Linked DNA regions of Mus musculus: regions 2 and 3 are each linked to region 1. Evidence: chromatin contacts called from ENCODE Hi-C or POLR2A ChIA-PET data. All regions are on one chromosome and are shown on one strand. Each heading gives the region's core, a stretch centred on a gene start or an enhancer-like site at or near the end of the contact. The rest is flanking DNA. Distances are from core to core; before and after follow the strand shown.

What was found. A loop is a pair of places that touch in the nucleus more often than their neighbours do. ChIA-PET counts read pairs that join two places held with the same protein, here RNA polymerase II (POLR2A).
Region 2: a map of heart shows a loop between it and region 1 (5-fold over the local background). The contact joins the promoter of Zfp763 here to the promoter of Zfp472 in region 1. A Hi-C loop is called at or near these places in 1 of 37 maps with a recorded cell type or tissue (heart). POLR2A ChIA-PET finds 5 or more read pairs at or near these places in 2 of 5 experiments (Patski and embryonic stem cell).
Region 3: a loop to region 1 is called in a map of gastrocnemius, with 2.5 times the contacts of the local background. The contact joins the promoter of Zfp563 here to the promoter of Zfp472 in region 1. A Hi-C loop is called at or near these places in 1 of 37 maps with a recorded cell type or tissue (gastrocnemius). POLR2A ChIA-PET finds 5 or more read pairs at or near these places in 1 of 5 experiments (Patski).

What each region holds. Positions count from the first base shown.
Region 1 is chr17:32,964,392-32,967,091 of GRCm38, reverse strand. Zfp472 (zinc finger protein 472) reads right to left here and starts at 1,261. Exons shown (of 4, transcript NM_153063.3): 1 at 1,163-1,261. The coding sequence starts at 1,183. It also overlaps the pseudogene Cyp4f41-ps.
Region 2 is chr17:33,032,007-33,034,706 of GRCm38, reverse strand. Zfp763 (zinc finger protein 763) reads left to right here and starts at 1,326. Exons shown (of 4, transcript NM_028543.3): 1 at 1,326-1,425. The coding sequence starts at 1,405.
Region 3 is chr17:33,088,026-33,090,725 of GRCm38, reverse strand. It overlaps Zfp563 (zinc finger protein 563), which reads right to left and starts at 1,359. Exons shown (of 4, transcript NM_001024950.2): 1 at 1,247-1,359. The coding sequence starts at 1,249.

The sequences.
Region 1 (2,700 bases), core at 12-2,511:
AGCAGAGGGCAGCCATCCCTCTCCATTTTTCTCTCCAATAAGTCTCCTTTATAAGATCTACTGCCTGGAGTGGCTCTCATCAGAAGAAGCTAAGAAGAAAAGAAGCAAAGAAGAGAAGAGAAAGGGCAGCTGAAGCCTGTAAGCTCCTAAACTCCTCAGCTCAGCTGGGGATACCCTCCTCTGGGAACTGCTGAGGAGGCTTCCTCTCAGAGCTGTGTGGTTCCTGGGCTCCCGTGTTTGAGGATGTCCTCATTGGGACACCTTTTCCCTTCAGAGCTGTATGTATGGCTCCTGGGCTTCCAAGTCCCAGAATACCCTCCCATATGAGCAGAAACACACGTAGCACTGTGGAGGATCTAGAGTTCCAGACTAGTTTGGTCTACATAACTCTTTCCAGACCAGCCAATGGTACCCAGTGAAATCCCGTATAAACGGACAGAACAACACAATCCCTCCCTGCCCTGGGCTTTTTCACTGCTATCGAGACTTTCCTTTGGAAAAGGTCTCCAAAATCTAACCTTTACTTCAGAAATGATCAGCTTAATTAATCAGTACATACAAATAGGGAATTTTGCCTATCACAGCTAACAAATCCAGCTGTGAACTCAGGATGAGGGATGGAGATACAGGTCTACAGGTCTATGGTAAAGCGTTCGCTTAGCATGAGACCTGAGGTTCCATCCCTAGTACTTTAAAAAAGAAGCCGAGAGAGAGAGAGAGAGAGAGAGAGAGAGAGAGAGAGAGAGAGAGAGAGAGAGAACACACGAGCACGAGCCTCTCTTCAGGATGACCACAGTGTAAAACTAAAGCAGGGAACAAGGAAATGAAAAAGTGCAAAACAGTGCACACCACCCACGTGCCTTCACCGCAGTCTGGACGCGGCGTCACCAACTTGGCAGCTGCAATGTCAGCGGAGGCTCGGGTTCGCGGCGCAGGCTCGTCATGGGAGGACTAGAAACTAGGGACGAAGCAGCTTCACAGGGAAGGGACAGGACGGGACTCCGCTAACAGAGCATACAACTCAAGTGCACCCGGGTTGACGGCACTCCCAAAGTCCATCTCAAATTGCTGCACACGTCGGGGAGCCGGCGCCACCTTACAGCAAAGCCGTGGCAGTGTCAGAACCCTCCGCCCACCTTCCAAGAGTCCAGGGCACACTCACCATTTCCTGCTTCTGATGCATCCAGGCGTTCTTCCTACTGAGCGGCAGTCGGCAGAACAGGCACCGGGAAGCTCAAGCACAACTCTCCTCCCTCCAGCTACCCGGAACTCAAATATGGCGGCAAGGGAGCCACCCTCCACTATCCGTGCTTCTTATTGGATAGCTCAGGGGAGTAACAGTCACCCTGGTTCGTGAATTATTCCGGACCCAACTCCTTAGAACTGAGTTATCAGGTTCAGCAACGCTTACCACCGAAATGGGTCTGTAAGTACAGATTGCAACAACTGCCCTGTCCAAGCTCATACCTTTTCTCCGAAATAAATGTGATTTCATCCTGGAGGGTTATCACATTTCAGAACACCTTCCAGCCCGGGAGTGGTGGTGCACTTTTTAATACCAGTTCCACGCTAGCTTTGTCTACGTTATTGAGTTTCGAGTCAGCCAGAGCTATATAGTCAGAATTCTCCCGTCTACACCACACACAGGTCCAGGGCTTCTGAAAGATTTGTTAGTTTTATGTGTCTACGTGGATGAATCCGTGTGTGCGCGAGTGCTCACTGAGGCCGGAAGACGGCAGAAGTCCACTCGCTTTTCCATTGAGGCAGGGTTTGTTTGTTTGTTTGTTTGTTTGTTTCACTCATCACTTTACCTGGGGCTCGGGTTTCCTTGGCTAATAATGGAAGCCAGCTAGCCACAGCGATCCTCTTATTTGAGCCGTCCTCATAGATAGTGATTCAGAAATGTGCAGGGGATCTCTAACGTGAGTGCTGGAATCTGAACTCCAGTCCTAGGTGTTTATCATGCGCCCTTATCCACCAACTCTCCAGCCCCATTCACAGCCTCTTGGGCTCAGCGGGCTCTTCCTGGTATTTTTTTTTTCCGACATACAAATAGTGTCATAACGTCACTTTTGAATAAATCCTTTGCTCTTCAATCAGAGTAAGCTGGGAAAAGCCATGATAGCAAACCAAAACTGATTTCTGTTTAAATTCCTCTGTGAAATAACTTTGATTATGTTCACTCTGATTGGCTTTTTAAAAATCCCTCTGCCTTAATAAACATCCTTCTACTTTCATTTTGCCTACTTAGGCTCATCATATAAAAGCAAACATGTAATATCTGTTGATTTGAGCCTGGCTCATTTCCCTAACATGATGATCTCCAGTTCCGTGTTTTTTTTTTTTTTTTTTTTTTTGCAAACAACATTCTTTTGTGGATGAATAATACTTCACTTTCATAAATACCACATATATTCTATCCATTTGTTCCTCCACTGCTAGGCTCCTTGGGTGACTCCATCACTTGGATGCTCAATGCTGCAATAAATATGTGTGCAGGAATCTTAGTTACATGGTGACATTTACTCTCTTCGTGTATATCTAGAACGGTATAGCTGGATAAAATGACTTAATTTTTAGTTTGGGGTTTGATGTTAAATACCAAAGCTTGTGTGTTGAAGATATGGTCCGCGGATGCTGCTTGGAGGTGATGGAAACTTAGTGATTGGGGGGCTGCTGAGTGGAAGTAAAGTCCTGAAA
Region 2 (2,700 bases), core at 77-2,576, 68 kb before region 1:
GTTTCTAGTTCCCCTCCAGATTTTCTGAGTCTGGTGGGGGGAAGGGGACCTCATAAAATTGCAAAGCTTCTGTAAGGCAAAAGACACTGTCAATAAGACAAAAAGGTAACCAACAGAATGGGAAAAGATCTTTACCAATCCTAAATCTGATAGGGGGCTAATGTCCAATATATGTAAAGAGCTCAAGAAGTTGGACTCCAGAAAATCAAATAACTCTATTAAAAATTGAGGTACAGAGCTAAACAAAGAATTCTCACCTGAGGAATACCGAATGGCTGAGAAGCACCTAAATGAAGGTGTTGAAAGAGGTTGCCACCACCACCACCACCACCACAGGAAGCAATAGAAGGCATCCTCTGTGAGTTCCCAGACTTCCTAGTTGTCTCTACCTCAGCACTACAGAAGGGCTGTTTGTCACTGTGATGTTGACGGTTGTGATGTATGTGTATATTTGTAGATGTAGACATCCCTCTGGATTTTGAGCCAAGGAAATTTTTTGTCTGAATTGAAGAGTTACTCTATATATGTCTTGAATTCTATGTTGAATATTACTGCTATGTAACTTCGTGTTTCTGTAATTCAATAATTGTATTCATTGGTTGTTGCTCTAATTTTATTGATTAAAAAAATGGATTGGTTGAGTAGCAGTGCATAGTGGCCCACACCTTTAAATTCCAGCATTCTGGAAGCAAAGGCAGTTGGATTACTGTAAATCCGCGACAAGCCTGGTGTATATGGTGAGTACTTAGACAGCCACAGCTACATAGCAGAGATTCTGCCTCAAAACAACAATAAAAACAAGCAAACAAAATCAATAAATTGAAACATAACGTGTGAGAGAGCTTTACAACACTTTTACCTCATTCCAAAGTCATGAGTTTGCATAGTAGGATCTCCTGGTTCCTGTCTCTGGACAGATCTTTGATTCTGTGGGTCTTCCCATTAAGAACTTGAATCAAAAATGTGCAGGGCAAACTTGGACACTGTAATCAAAGCAGTAGAGGGCCCCAGAGTTCACAAGAACAAAGTGCATAAAGTAGCCTGTTCCCCTTAAAGGCAAAGTTATAAAACAGGTCGGAACCGGCTTAGTCCACTTAAAAAACAAAAGGAAAACAAACAAACAAACAAACAAAAAAACTGGCGTACAAAAGAATCCGCTATTCTAACTGCACTGGGAAAGAGGAATGTTATTAATTAAGGCATTTAAGCTCAAGGCTGTCACTATCTTTCCTCAATCAGGGATGCTGTTACTGCTATTCATGAACTGTCCAATGACGAACCGGTACATTCGGAAGGTCCCGCCCTTGCCGCCATGTTTGAGTCCTGTGTTGTTGAGAAGGTCTGTGGTGGTGTTGGGGCTGGACTATATCTCCTGTATTTAGGCCTATTAGGAAGAACACCTGGATGCATATGAAAGAGGAAATGGTGAGTATGCCTTGGGCTCCTGGAGTCGTAAGTGAAAGCTTTGTGACACTGCAGTCTGTGGCGCTGTTGCCTGCCGTTCCCTTGGTGCTGTGCAGCCTAGTGTGCCTTGGAGCGGGACACTGGAATTGTGCGCAGAGCAGGCGACCGGGCACCGGAGCCCGCTCTGTTCTGTCCTAGGGAAGCTACTTCGTTCCAGGCCCCTATCTTCATGGGGTTAGTCCTCACCTGGAACCTGCGCCTCCGCAGACACTGCAGCACTGCAGGTTGGTGACGCGGAGTCCAGACTGTGGTGTAAGGGGACTTGGGTGGTGTGAGCAGTTGCTCGTATGCCTTATAGGCATATCTCTGCTGCTTTCGATTCTTTTCTCTCATCGCCTTTGTAAATTATATTCTTCACAGTACTGCAGTTGAACACTAGGCCGGGAGAACTTATTAATCTCTCTCTCTCTCTCTCTCTCTCTCTCTCTCTCTCTCTCTCTCTCTCTCTCTCTCTCTGTGTGTGTGTGTGTGTGTGTGTGTGTGTGTGTGTGTGTGTGTGTGTGTGTGTGTGCGCGCGCGCGCTGCCCTTTAAAGATGAGATTAAAGAGTATTTAATTGTGCCGTCTGTGAGTAGGCCAAATTTTTCAATCTTAGAGAAAGTAGAGAAGTACAATGATGGGTTTTTTCCCCCTGACCATTTCTGAAGCCAAAATTCGGGTTTTTAAAAAGCTTTCCTAGACTTCGTTTTTGTGAGCCCTGTAAAGTAGATCAGGTGCTTGCCAATCTACATCGTTTGCTTGTGTGCTGGAGGCCGGTTCTCCAAATAGAAGAAATTGTGACTAAGAGTATTTGATCAGTATTTACCAGATGACATTCTTTTAGGGGTGTGGGGGAGTTGGTATTTTCAGTAGAATATTCATTTGAACAGTATTATTTCTGCCACTTCGTGGACTTGAGTATTCTATTTCTTTACTATTTGAAGTTGTCATCGCTGAAGTCTTTTTACCCTTTTACTGGGCTTTATTTCTAATTCTTTTCCCGTTACCATGAATGGTATTTTGTTTCTGATTTTCCCTTCCACTCTAGTCTTTATTGGAGTAGAGAAATGACATTGCTTACTGTATATTGATTTTATATCCTGCTATGCATAAAAAGTATTAAATAATACAAAGAAAATGACTACTTTTTAAAATTCTCTCTGTATTGTATTCATGCTCAAATTGATGGGAACGTTAGCAGGTACTAGGTAATTTTAGCTAATTATAAGTAAAATAACAATTTTAGCTAATTATAGGT
Region 3 (2,700 bases), core at 110-2,609, 120 kb before region 1:
CTCAATTTCCCTGGGCTTTTTCTGCTTTGTGGGGTCTGTGATACCTCTGCTCCTACCATACAATTTTGCCTTGGCTTTAGGAGTGCTGGAGAGATTTCTTGGAATATACAGGGGGGAAAAATCTACTCTTCTTTCTATTCTGTGGACCTGGAGTATTAGAACCGTATACTGAGATTTCTTTCTGTCGTCTCATCAGTAGGCAGAAGGGAAACACTGACTCATTTAAGCACAACAGGGTGAAAAGAGATTTACTGTGGCCTTAGTCAGCCTCAAGGTTATTTAGTACCCTGATCTGCCTCCCCTACATTAAATTCTTCTGTATCAAGGGCACGGCATGTTGATGTATTCCTATAACCTTATCACTTAGGAGGCTGAGGAAGGACTGTTACTTTGTGTCCAGCCTGGGCTACATAATGAGATTTTTTGTCTTAAAATAAAACAAACAAAAATATATCACCATAAACAACATGAACAAAATAACCCATGCTTTTGCAAATACAGGAAGGAAAGCTTTGAAGCTCTGCAAACTGCCTTTCAGGTCATTTTCCCACATCTTTCGTGGATATCACCAGGCTTCCTTCTAGCCCATTCTACAGGTAAGGTGGCTTAGTCATCACTTGCTATTCTCCTCAAAGCATACTTTATTATATTTTAGAATGGTTGGGCAGAGTTCTTTTCTGCAGCGATAGACGATAGACTGTAACCTGGACTTGTGAAGTAAATAAACCATATTTTCAAGTTACTTTTTTTTTTTCCTCTTTGAGACAGGGTCTATGTCCTAACTGGCCTTCAATTCGTCATCATGTCGTATGGGCTGGTGTAGTGGTCATGTGTTAACATGCCCATCTACCTGTACTTTACAGGAGGCGTCTCGCTGAGGAGACAGAAGTACAGGATTCTGCAAGAGATGGGGCTGCCCGCCGGGGTCCTGCCACCTAGAGTGCAGAGAAACCCTGAGTCCCGCAGCACCCAAAGCAATGTAGGACTGAGGATGTAGGACTGAGGCATCTACCCGGGGAACACCCGGCGCCCCTTACATTGCCCCGACGTTCGCCTCGTCTGCTCCCGGGCCCTCTTGTAGTTTCAAGAAGGCTCCAGAGGTCAGCTGTCCCGGAGCCAAAGAGGCTTAACCGTACCCGCTGCCCTCTCAGCTGACCAGACCGTGCCAGGAAGAAAGATGGCGGGTGAGGCATATCCGCTTTCTGCCGGCGTTCCTGATTGGACAGCTGGCCGTAAGGACACTTACCATAGCTGAGCCCAAGGCTTGCTGGGGCCTTAGGAATGATCCTGGTGTTGGCAGCCACACAACACGGACCCTGAACGGATACCTGTGACTCCCTCAGCTGGCAGAACTCTATCACCACAATAGTCTGGCAAGTAAGAGAAGGCCGGTGAGGAACGTCCGCTTCACCAATCGGCGCTTCTGATTGGATAGCTCGTGCTGTGCTCCGTGGTACTAATTGGATAAGCGATCAGACACCCCCCCCCCAACCCCCCCACCCCCCCCCCCCCCACACACACACACATTAGAGCTTGGTGGTAAACTCTTAATTTAATAAGTGGGGCACACATGCCATATTGCAGCCAAAGCTCTCATGGCCCGGGCAGAAATCCACTCTTTTTTCTTTTTTTTTTTCTTTTTTTTTTTTGTTTTTTGTTTTGTTTTGTTTTTCGAGACAGGGTTTCTCTGTATAGCCCTGGCTGTCCTGGAACTCACTTTGTAGACCAGACTGGCCTCGAACTCAGAAATCTGCCTGCCTCTGTCTACCAAGTGCTAGGATTAAAGGTGTGCACCACCACGCCCCGCATCCGCTCATCTTGATAACTGCATTTAAAAAGAATTTAGACTTGGTTTTTCCAAAGAAGAGCTTTCCCACTTCCCCCTGGAAACTAAGTCTGGAGTCTGCTTATTTAAAGTCAGATTTAGTTAGTGTACCATGGACAGAACCTTAGAGAAAGGGTACCTAGGCCTGCCACAGAGATAAAGGGATACCCAGCCAGGGCAGGTCCACTGGTCTAATGTCACCCATGAGAAACTTGAGATGATGTAGTCTGCATGATAGCAAAAGCTTTCCCCTTCCTTTTCACTCAGTCCATACATTTTTCAGCCAAGAAAAGAGAAATATACCAAGAGAATATACCAAGAGAAAACAGTTATGAATATGAAAAGTGCGGTTACATAGTAGCAGTCATAAGGTTCTCTAGGGACACAGGAATCAGTTCGTTTGCTCTGCCAATTAAAGCATTTTTATTCAAATTTTAAAGAAAAAATCCCAGGGAAGCAAAGTTGTAAGTCACTGCATCTGCTGGGATAGGGACCATTGCCTGGGAACAGGCACTGCAAGTTCAGCAACATGGAATAGATATATTTACCCCAAAAGATGGGCCTATCAGTTTTCCTGTCTTTGTTCAAACTGAACATCCCTAAGTTAGAAAGACTCTTCAAAGTTTCCGGATCTCTGCCTTTCTGTGTCCCCACCCCCCACCCCACCCCCACCTTCTTGTACATTTGTTTCTTTACTACTAGGAAGAGCTGTTCTTTAGTTGATTCTGCCTGCAGGGTCTGAGATTTCCCCTGTTGCTACCTGTTGCGCTGAGATTTTTTTTTTTTTTTTTTTTTACTCTTAATTCTTTAAGTGGCAGAGAAAACAAACCCTATCAAGATGGTAACAAACACGTATTTAGTAGGTTATGACCACT